3 separate regions of the Homo sapiens genome follow, and all the other regions are linked to region 1. A link is a contact called in ENCODE Hi-C or POLR2A ChIA-PET data. All regions are on one chromosome and are shown on one strand. The core of a region is the stretch at or near the end of the contact, and the rest is flanking DNA. Distances in the headings are between cores, read along the strand shown. Region 1 holds the start of PSKH1 (protein serine kinase H1). Region 2 holds the start of SLC7A6 (solute carrier family 7 member 6). Region 3 holds the start of PLA2G15 (phospholipase A2 group XV).

Evidence for each region. Hi-C counts contacts between places; a loop is a spot of excess contacts on that map. ChIA-PET counts read pairs that join two places held with the same protein, here RNA polymerase II (POLR2A). Pooled maps may share reads with other maps.
Region 2: a pooled map shows a loop between it and region 1 (4-fold over the local background). The contact joins the promoter of SLC7A6 here to the promoter of PSKH1 in region 1. A Hi-C loop is called at or near these places in 4 of 50 pooled maps. POLR2A ChIA-PET finds 5 or more read pairs at or near these places in 3 of 52 experiments (GM12878, K562 and endothelial cell of umbilical vein).
Region 3: a pooled map shows a loop between it and region 1 (5-fold over the local background). The contact joins the promoter of PLA2G15 here to the promoter of PSKH1 in region 1. A Hi-C loop is called at or near these places in 4 of 168 maps with a recorded cell type or tissue (CD14-positive monocyte, cardiac septum, endothelial cell of umbilical vein and 1 more), 7 of 37 single-sample maps with no recorded cell type and 11 of 50 pooled maps. POLR2A ChIA-PET finds 5 or more read pairs at or near these places in 3 of 52 experiments (GM12878 and WTC11).

The regions. Positions count from the first base shown.
Region 1 is chr16:67,891,693-67,895,244 of GRCh38, reverse strand. It overlaps PSKH1 (protein serine kinase H1), which reads right to left and starts at 1,991. Exons shown (of 3, transcript NM_006742.3): 1 at 1,874-1,991. RefSeq lists silencers at 1,745-1,864, 2,195-2,254.
Region 2 is chr16:68,262,594-68,266,145 of GRCh38, reverse strand. It overlaps SLC7A6 (solute carrier family 7 member 6), which reads right to left and starts at 1,620. Exons shown (of 11, transcript NM_003983.6): 1 at 1,570-1,620. It overlaps LOC124903704 (a long non-coding RNA gene), which reads left to right and starts at 1,689. Exons shown (of 3, transcript XR_007065096.1): 1 at 1,689-1,778; 2 at 2,732-2,959; 3 at 3,450-3,485. RefSeq lists an enhancer at 1-1,082 and a silencer at 1,455-1,734.
Region 3 is chr16:68,243,673-68,247,224 of GRCh38, reverse strand. PLA2G15 (phospholipase A2 group XV) reads right to left here and starts at 1,852. Exons shown (of 6, transcript NM_012320.4): 1 at 1,672-1,852. The coding sequence starts at 1,798. RefSeq lists enhancers at 886-1,386, 2,508-3,046 and a silencer at 1,803-2,032.

The DNA.
Region 1 (3,552 bases), core at 742-3,241:
TAAACAAAAAAAAAAAAATCTCAGCCAGGCATAGTGGCTTATGCCTGCAACCCTAGCACTTTGGGAGGCCGAGGCAGGTGGATCACCTGAGGTCAGGAGTTCGAGACCAGCCTGGCCAACACGGTGAAACACCATCTCTACTAAAAATACAAAATTAGCTGGGCATAGTGGTGCTTGCCTGTAACCCCAGCTACTCTGGGGGCTGAGGCAGGAGAATCACTTGAACCTGGGGGGTAGAGGTTGCAGTGAGCCAAGATCGCGCCATTGCTCCAGCCTGGGCAAAAAGAGCAAAACTCCGTCTCAAAAAAAAAAAAAAAAAAAAACTAACTCAGACAGTAAGGCTCTTGATTTTGTATCACAAAATTATCCCAGGAGATTTTGGACTATCCAGGATTAAGAGGCTGTACTACCTACCACACACATACGCTGGCATTTGCTGTGCTCATCTTAGATCCTAGCCCTGATAGGTGCTCAAAAATACAGTTGAATCTATCCATTCATAAGTCAGCATTCAGCAAATGCTACTGGAGGCTAGCCCCTATTTTATGCCAGGCACAGAGCCAGACATATGCAGACAGAAGACCACCATGTGACACAACAGGATGTACTCAATAGTAGCAGCATGGATATAGAGGAGTTAATGGTTACATGCCAAGCAAGGTAGATTTTTTTCCTAGGAAGTGACATCTCAGGTGGATTTTATAGGACAGATGTAAGTTTCCAACACTGGTAGGTGGTCGGTGGGGTGGAAGGCAGTGTATAGCAAACTGAGAAAACTGCGTTATCTAAAGCACAAGGGGACCAAGCACAGTGGCTCACGCTTGTATTAATAATCTCAATATGTTAGGAGCCTAGGCAGGAGGGTCTCTTGAAGCCAGCTCTGGCAACAAAGCCAGACTCCCTGGCTCTACAAAAAATTTTAAACTTAGCCAGGCGTGGAGGGGAGTGCCTCTTGTCTCAGCTACTCGGGAGGTTGAGGCGGGAGGATCATTTGAGTCCAGGAGTTCAAGGCTGCAGTGAGCTATGAATGAGCCATTGCACTCCAGCTTGGGCAATAGAGGCCTTGTCTCAAAATTAGTAATACTAAAACACAAAGGTATGAAACCAGAGCTAACAGGAGCGCCACACGTTTTAACAACAATAAACTACGTAAAGGGAGCACAGAAGTGCTCCGGTGTTGATTGGCTGGTTAAACCTTCACCAGATTACGAAGAGCCCTGAATGCCTTGCTAAGAAGTGCGGCCTTTGTCCTGAAGGCACTAAGGAACTAGTTTCAGGCAGTGAAGGACTTACTCAGATTTTCAGGTGGGAATTATCACTTCAGCCGCTTTATGGAGGGGGACTAAGTGTGGGGGACTAGGCTTCCCCTTGCAGGTAGAGGAATGACAAGCTTGCCAAGCAAGCAACCCAGCTGGACTCAGACCTGCTATTTCCCAGCCTGCACAAGGAAGCGATCAGCTGCCCCGCCGGCCCCTGGCAGACGCAAAGGAGGGGTGTGGAGTAGGCGCCGGGCGCGAGAAGGCAGTAAGGACAAGGACAACCAGGTTGGATCAACCTGACCCGCTCTGGACGCGGGGCGGCTGAACAGCAAGCAGGCAGGGCAACCGACCACGTCCACCAGGCCCAAGCGGGCCTGGAGACGGGCTATCCAGCACGACAGCACGTTCCGAGGCCAGTCCAGACTCGGACGCCGGGAACCCGAGCAGCCATCGCCCGGCCTGCTCTCCAACCCTGTAGGCCCTGGCGCACGGGGCACGGGCCGACGCTGCAGGCTGACCAGGGGCAGGCCCCGGAGCGCCAGAAAGCGACCACGACCACAGTTCGGCTGCCCCTCCCGCCCGTCGGGCCGTCGTCCTGGGCCGGGCCGCCTCACCTCGCGCGGGCGGCGGGCTCTTCGGCGTCTCGGCGGCTCTGCCGGCCATCTCCGGGCAATGGCAGCGGCCGCCGCCGCCGCCGCCGCCGCCGCCATTCTCGGGCGTTAGCGTCGTGGCGTCATCACAGCGCGCAGCTGACGCCAAAACAAGCCTACGGGGCGGGTCGGGGGCGGGTCGGGGGCGGACTCTCCCGAAACTGGGCTACGCGGCTGGCGGATCTCCGAGCGTGGCCTGCCAATCAACCTCTTCGGGGCGGGGACGGGCACTCTCCTGAAGGGGTGGGTCTATTTGTCGCTCAAAGTAACTTGACCGCTGCCTGCGAGACGGGTCGGTGATAGAAAAAGGAAGGATCGCGGGAAATAGGGAGAAAGTTTCAAGTTTCTGGTTGGGGGAAAGGGGACTCTGTAATGCGAGCTTGGGTAAACAATGCTTTCCAACAGAGGTTTCTGGAAGTGCCTCTGGAACTCCGCAAAGGATAGACTTAATTTTCATTAACAAAATCTATTTTTTAAAACTGCACTTAGAATAATTTCAACACTCCATGTGTTGAATTTGGCCTCCATCAAAGAAGAGATGCAAAGGGTTAATTTGTAGATAGGTGAAGTCAATCTTGGGCCAACTTCTGGACTCATGGTTATTTGTTGTTGTTAATTTAATTTATATGCCGAGTCTGAAAAGCAAGCGGATTTTTAAAAAATTGTTACCATTCACAATGACTTCTCTATAGGATCAGAACTGGTTCACTTTACAGTCAACCCAACTTGGAGGGGTTAAAATAGGTGCTGCAGATGGTAAGTGCATTGTAACCTCCATCCATCTTCCCCATTTCAGTAGCTCTGTATTCAAATCTTTATTGAGTATGTACTTTGCACATGGAACTGTCTTTGATTGACTGTATAAGCTAATGTTATACTTTAAACCTAAAAATAAATTAACACCAATAAAACATTGTCGTCGGCTGGGCGCCACTGCTCACACTTGTAATCCCAGCACTTTGGGAGGCCAAGGCAGGTGGATCACCTGAAGTCAGGAGTTTGAGACCAGTCTGACCAACAAGGTGAAACCCTGTCTCTACTAAAAATACAAAAATTAGCCAGGCTTGGTGGCAGGCTCCTGTAGTCCCAGCTACTCGGGAGGCTGAGACAGGAGAATAGCTACAACCTGGGAGACAGAGGTTGCAATGAGCTGAGATTGCACCACTGCACTCCAGCCTTGGCGATGGAGTGAGACTCCGTCTCAAAAAAAAAAAAAAAATTGTTGTCTATTTTATGTAGTAAGGTTTCTTTCTTTTCTTTTTTCCTGAGATGGAGTTTCGCTCTTGTTGTCAGGCTGGAGTGCAATGGCACAATCTCGGCTCACTGCAACCTCTGCCTCCCAAGTTCAAGCAATTCTCCTGCCTCAGCCTCCCCGAGTAGCTGGGATTACAGGCGCCTGCCACCATGCCCGGTTAATTTTCTTTATTTTTATTTTTATTTTTATTTTTATTTTTATTTTTATTTTTTTTGAGAAAGAGTCTCGCTTTGTCACCCAGGCTAGAGTGCAGTGGCGCAGTCTCGGCTCACTGCAAGCTCCGCCTCCTGGGTTCACGCCATTCTCCTGCCTCAGCCTCCCGAGTAGCTGGGACTATTGGCGCCCACCACTGTGCCCAGCTAATTTTTTGTATTTTTAGTAGAGACGG
Region 2 (3,552 bases), core at 371-2,870, 370 kb before region 1:
TGGGACTACAGGTGCCCACCACCACACCTGGCTCAATTTTTGTATTTTTAGTAGAGACGGGATTTCACCATGTTAGCCAGGATGGTCTCGATCTCCTGACCCCGTGATCCGCCTGCCTCGGCCTCCCAAAGTGCTGGGATTACAGGACTGAGCCACCGCGCCCGGCCTGCATAACTTTTTTAGAAACTAATATACATCCAAGAAATTACAGCAGGAAGCACAAAGGTCAGGAAATTTCTTCTACTAAGAAGTTCCAGGGAGATGGGGATCATAAAACCGGTATATGCAATAAAAATACATCCACGGCCAAATAGGGAAGGAGGACAAGGAGAGGAAGAGAGGAGAAAATCAGGCTGGTGGTTTTCCACACACTTGCCAGGAAAATAAACTCCAGTGTAACGACTTGAATAACGATCTGAGATCAAAGTTGGGAAGCAAAAGCCGTCTGCGCAGCACACATGGGACCTGAGTAATGCAGGCAGCCTGGGCAGGTCCCCAAAAGGCCTCACCGCCACCAAAAAGAGGTGGAACTGATATAAGGAAGTACTCACAGCCTTTCAAGTCTGCTCCTCCCAGATCTGAAATCTGGGAGCAGTTCTGAGAGACAAGCCCCGGATGGCTGGGCACTGAACAGCCGCCCTGCGAGATGAGCTGCCCTGGCTTTTTCCCCTATCAAGGGCAGAGACTGAATTCTTTTTAACTGTGTCACCAAGCCCAGGGCATACAAGAGGTACTCAAAAACGTGTTCGCCGACACCCTGATTCCTATTTATACTGACCATTACACAACATGTTTGCTTAGAGCCCAGCAAAGAATTTTCAGAATGTTTCACGTCTATCTCCCCACATTCAGGAGAGATAGTCACACAAGATGACAGGCTATAGGGACGCTCAAAAGAGCCATAATCACCAGGGGCACGCGGGTTCCCCAGCGCCAGCAGCCCAACGCTCCAGGCTCCAGCACGCCACAAAACCTTGCGGCATTCTCTAAAGTAAAAGGACTGATTTTAAAATGATAATCGTCATTCTTGCGACAGCCCCAGGAAGCCTGGCTCCTGAGGTCCTGAGCCCGCGTCTTTCTTTGCCCCACCGCGGCCGCCACACAGCACAGGTTCTCCGTCCTGCAGTCGGAGGCGCAGTCACAGCCCCACTCAGGGTCACCGTCGCACAGTCTCACGCTCGCGGCGCGGCCCGCGCACTCAGCGTCCCGGTCACCCTCGCACCTGGGGTTTCCCTCTCCACACACACCCCCGGTCTCCCTCACACTCGCCGCGTCGCCAGCACACCCCAAGACTGGCTCCCTCGCGGTCACCATCAGCCTCCGGGGCTCGCACCCATACAGCGTTTCTCCCACACTCGGCCCTCACGCTCGAGGTCCCTCTCTCCTCGTGGCGCCCCCCCTCACCCGCAGCGCCTCTCGCGCGGCCCCGATCGGCCAGCCCCGCGCTGTTTCTGGGCCGCATCCCGCTCCCGACGGCGGCAGCGAAGACCCACAGGGTTCGGCTCCCACAGAACGCGGCCCAGCCCCGGCCCCGCTCCCGGCGCGCCCGCCCATGGCCCAGCCCGTTACCTCCCAGTGGCCCGGCGCCGCCAGGATGCTCGGTCGCGCCGCCGCCGCCGCGGCAGCTCAGGCCCCGCCCCGCCACGTCACCCGCCGCCGGATCGCGACAGCGCGCGCCGCGTCGGGACACAGTTCCGTGCGGGGCCAGCTGGCGGCGGCGCTTCCGGGCCCCCGTGGCCGCCACGGCCTGGCCGGTACGGGGTCCGCCGGCCCAGAACGTGAGCGTGGACGCCAGACAGCCCCCAGCTGCCTCGTCAGGGCTCGAGCAGCCCGTGAACTGGGCCCGGCCACGCTCGCCGCCCTGGAGTTAGATGGGGCCTCCGAGGGCGTCCACAGCGGACATTCCCGCGGGGAGCTCTCATCGGCCCCCGCACCCCGTTCCTATCTCGCACTTGACCTGGGCCCGACGCCCAGGGCGCCCCCTACAGCTCACACAGGGATCCAAACGGCCTCCGCCGCCGGGCCACTGCCACTCGCAGTCTAGGAACCCCAGGAAGACACACACTCTGGGGACTTGTCCAAACACACGCACAGCTCAGACTCGTAGCCCTTGAGGCCCCCGCACCCACAAAGAAACTGCAGGCTCCCTTTGCCAACCCCAGGCCTCCCTGGGGCTCTGTCCTCATCTTCCCAAGAGGGCTGCCACCCCTCTTGGGGGAGCTGCACCTCCTGCCCCCCCTCTTGGGGGAGCTGCACCTCCTGCCCCCTTCCCCTCCCTCTGTTTGCTCCTCCATCTTTCTCTCGAGTTCCTTTTCCTCTGGTGGCTCTGGGGCTCTCTGTCTAGAGCCTCCTGACCTCATGGGCGCCTGAGCCCTCCTCCGAAATTTCCTGTCCACACCTCAAGCACTGACTTTCTCCAGGGCCCTGGAATCTTTTCCCCCAGCCTTATGACCACAAGTACACGTCCTCTGGTTCCAGACCATACCCAAGACCCTGCTCCCTGCCACCCAGTGACAGGGACCCAGCCAGAGATGGGTAGCACCTCAGACCCTTCCTCCCCACTCCTCCCACGGCCTATACCTCGTTTTCTTCTCCCCAGCCACAACGGCTTCTCAATCCCTATCCTGCTCCCCTTACCCCATCTCCACAGAGTAGGGGATGCTCCTAGAATACAGATTGCGATGACTTTGTATCTCCCCTGCCTAAAACCCTTCCATTCTCCTCTCTGCAGGCCTGGGATGACAATACTTGAGGAATCCTCGCTGGTGCTGCCCTCCTGCCCTCTGCTTGGAACCCCTCCCCTAAGTGTCAGTGAGTGGACGTATATATTTGGATCAATCGAGTTGCACCCTTTGCCTCCCAGATCAGTTCCTCCGGCCTCCCTGGCTGAGCAGAAGGACAGCTCTGGACACTTGTGTCAGCACCCAGCCCACGTGTCCCTGCCACAGCTTCATATAAGGTATGCCGGCTCAGCCGGGCCTGGTGGCTCACGCCTGTAATCCTACAACTTTGGGAGGCTGAGGCAGGCAGATCACCTTGAGGTCAGGAGTTCGAGACCAGCCTGACCAACATGGAGAAACCCCGTCTCTACTAAAAATACAAAATTAGCCGAGTGTGGTGGCACATGCCTGTAATCGCAGCTACTCAGGAGGCTGAGGCAGGAGAATCGCTTTAACCCAGGAGGCAGAGGTTGCAGTAAGCCGAGATCGCGCCATTGCACTCCAGCCTGGGCAATAAGAGCGAAAGTCTATCTCAAAAAAAAAAAAAAAAAAACACCATATGCCAGCTCCGTCTGGCTTTGCAGTCTCATACCCAGTTACGTAGCCCATCAGCTGAAAGCCCAATGTACACCACACCCTGAATCAGATGTTCTCCAACACCATCAGTGTTCCTCAGGACCACCCTGCAGGATACATTTATTTGTAACCATTCTTTTCTTTTGCTTTTAGAGATCTTGCTGTTGCCCAGGCTGGAGTGCAATGGCTATTCACAGGTGTGATCATAGCTCACTGCAGCCTCGAACTCCTGGTTTCAAGCGATCTTCCTGCCTCA
Region 3 (3,552 bases), core at 603-3,102, 350 kb before region 1:
CTGACAGTCAAGGTCAGATCCCTGCTCTGTGCCCAGGAGCTGCTTATCCAACTGCCCACCGTGAGGTCTCCCAGGGCTAAGGCCAGCAGCCTCACTCCCTGAGAAGCTGGGCATGTTAGGACTCCTGCTGCTCTGTGATTCTGGGTGGGGTCTGAGGCTCTTCTGCTGTGACCAAGGATAAACAGACTGACTGAATTGATGAGTGCGGTTAGCATCAATCCAGGCAAAATGGCTATGTGCCATTTTGTGTGCCACAGACCACATGCTTCCTAATGCCACGCCCCTCAGACTTAGAACTCTGCAGGCCAACCCAGGACTCCCTGAGGCCCTCAAGATAAAGTTCAGATGACCCAACCAGTCACAAGTCCTGTGCAGTCCACTCCTCCTGTGACTCGATCCCAGGCAGCCTGAGATGCTCACGTCTCTCCCCGACCCATTACTCTCTCCTGGCCTTAGCTCCAGCTATATACTCCAGGAAGCCTTACTTGACACCCACCCATCCAGGCTGGGTTGGTGGATTCTCTGTGCTTGCCCCACACAGACTTCCTCTCTGGGGATCACTGTTATTCCTATCCTGCAAGCTTTGGGGAGGCAGGGCCAAGTCTGCCCAAATCCCATGGTGAACCTGGGCCTAGTATCCCCCTGGAGCTTTTCCTGGCTGGGAACTCCTGGTGGGGCCTGCCTGGCACCACCCTACCTGCCAACTCTACCCTTCTGTGATTTGCATCGTCCCCATTTAAAGTACTCTCAGCAGAAAGAGCATGGAGATCATGCTGCACTAGACTCCACGTGTAATTCATGCCTCAGATGCCTCTGCTTTCAGGAATCCTGGCTGGCCACGGACACACCAGCTCTGGATGGGAGTGACGGCCTCAATGAGGCACCCAAGGCCCCCCAGACAGAGGTCTCATCCCTGCCCATCCCTGCAAGGAAATACAGTGGCCGTTGTAGAGTTGCCAGGGTTGTGATCAAGGAGCGGGGTGAGCAGGGGAGGTCACCGAGCCTCCACATAGTCTAGTCCAAGCATGTGTGGCAGGGTAAGAGTACAAGCATGTTGCCTGACACAGGTTCATGGCCATTGTCCCAACCCTTTCCCCTGACTTCAGTTGTCTTCAGTTTCCCTTAGGCCTTTTCCCTCAGGCAATGCCACACATCTGATAAGTTGTGGGAGTTGGTGGCCAGCTAGGACAGCAATCCTTTCCCTAAGGAGGTTCCTTTCAGCAATGCCTTCTGGCATATGTGGCATTGGAGGGGTCGAGGGTGACAGCCTCCTAACCAGGCCCAGGTCGATGCAGAAGTCAACTCAGGAGCCACTCTACACACCCCCACCATCCCTCAGGAGTGGGGCTGAAGCACCTGTCTTTCCAGCTTAAAAATGGGATAAGGGGAGGCAAGGCTTGGGAATGATGCGGACAGGTGGAACTATGAATAACCAGATGGTAACTCTCCCACTCACCCCCATTTTCTACCAGGACAGGAGGTGGGGAGCTGACCACACCCGCGCCCAGCATGGCGGGAGGTGAGCCGGCAGATCTAGATCACCTAAGTGACAAGACAGATACCAATACGCTCCCCCATTTCGTGACTGGAACAGAAGCAGACCGGGAAGGCAGCCCCGCCCGCGGCCCGTCCCGCCCGACCGACAGATCCACCACGAGACCCGTGCCTCACCCAGCACCACTGGGGGGTGACGTCCGGCCGGGAGCGCTGGGTCCGCGAGCAGCATTAGCAGCAGCAAGAGGAACAGGAGGCCATCCGGGAGCAGCCCCACACGGTAGGGGCGGAGGTGGAGGCCCATGGTGTACGACGGTCGCCGCAGGTCCGGGATGCAGGTTCAGCTCTCTGGGCTCTCGCCTAGGCGGGGGCGGTGGCGACGCGCTTAACCCCGCCGCCCGCATCCCCCGCATCCCCCCGGCCAATCAGGGCCCGCCTCCCGCAAATGGCTGGCCAATAGGGACTCGCCGCCATATACGCCCCTCCCAGTCGGAGGTCGCCGCCCCGCCCTTGCCCAACCCCCTGCTTCCTGGACCACGCTGAGCGCCGAGCGCATCGATGGATCGAGGTATCGCCTGGCTCCGGGCTGTCAGTCGCCCACCCGGGAACCCAGCTCGCCGCTGCTGTACCCCGCCCAGCCCTGGGTACCCGAAATCCACGCTGCGCAGCTCTCACTTGGCGACCCCCTGACCTGGAGGATCTGGAACGGACAAGACCGGGAGAGGATAAGGGGTGCAGCGCTGGCCGCTGCTGAGCGACCCCGGTTAAAGCAAGAAGAGAGGAAGTGAGTCCCGGACAGTTCTTGGGCCTCAGGTGACCAGGAGCTGACCAGGACCTTTGTGCAGCCCCCACACCAATTCTTAGCACACCCTGCCCCGAGGGCACCTGGGTGCGGCCAGTCAGCCCCTGTAACTCTGCCCCGGGGTTACAGATGCGGGGGGAACCGGGAGAGGCCAGGTCAGCATGTTCAGTTCCCAAGAGAGGGGTTAATCTGTTCGTTTTAGGGGCGCAGAGTGCAGCGTCACCCCGCCAGTCCGGGCAGTTCGGGCGCGGGGTTGGGAGTGGGCTTGAGTCTCGACCCTGCGCCATGGGCCATCTGCAAGTTCCCCTGCAGAGCAGGAGAGGCATCGGGAGCTCGTGGTCCCCCTCCACTCTCGCAAACCTGGGGAACCAGAGAGGACATGGACTCCCTGCGCCAGGAAGCAGGGGCGAACAGAGTGGGCAAAGACCTGACAGCTGGTTATATGCCAGCACCATAGGTCACTGTGGGATAGAGGGACGAGAGTATTTGGGAAATAGAGGTCTTGATCCTCCACACACCCACCCCTTCGAAGGGGCAGCTGCACCCTGGTCATCCCACCTGGTCCCAAGAAATTTGTCCTGCCCCTTCCTTCCTTCTTCTTGGTAAGCAGCTGACCTGGCTATGAAGCCACTATCTTGCCCTGCCCTTCTCGAGTTCTTATAGTGAAACATGTTGGTGACTGGGCTACCACCACCCTCCCTCTTTCTTTTTTCTTTTTCTTTTTCTTTTTTTTTTTTTTTTTGAGACAGAGTTTCGCTCTTGTTGCCCAGGCTGGAGTGCAATGGTGCAATCTTGGCTCACCGTAACCTCCGTCTCCCGGATTCAAGCAATTCTCCTGCCTCAGCCTCCCGAGTAGCTGGGATTGCAGGCATGCGCCACCACCCTGGCTAATTTTGTATTTTTAGTAGAGACGGGGTTTCTCCATGTTAGTCAGGCTGGTCTTGAACTCCCAACCTCAGGTGATCCACCTGCCTCGGCCTCCCAAAGTGCTGGGATTACAGGCGTGAGCTACTGTGCCCGGCCCCTTTTTCTTTTCTTTCCTTTTTTTTTTTTTTTTTTTTTTTTTTTTGAGAAAGGGTCTCTCTGTCACCCAAGTGCAGTAGCACAATCACGGCTCACTGCATCCTTGACCTCTCAGGCTCAAGCAATCCTTCCCACCTCAGCCTCCTGAGTAGCTGGGACTACAAGTGTACACCTCCAAGCTCAGCTAGTTTTTTATTTTTTGTAGAGTTGGGGTCTCACTATGTTGCCCAGGC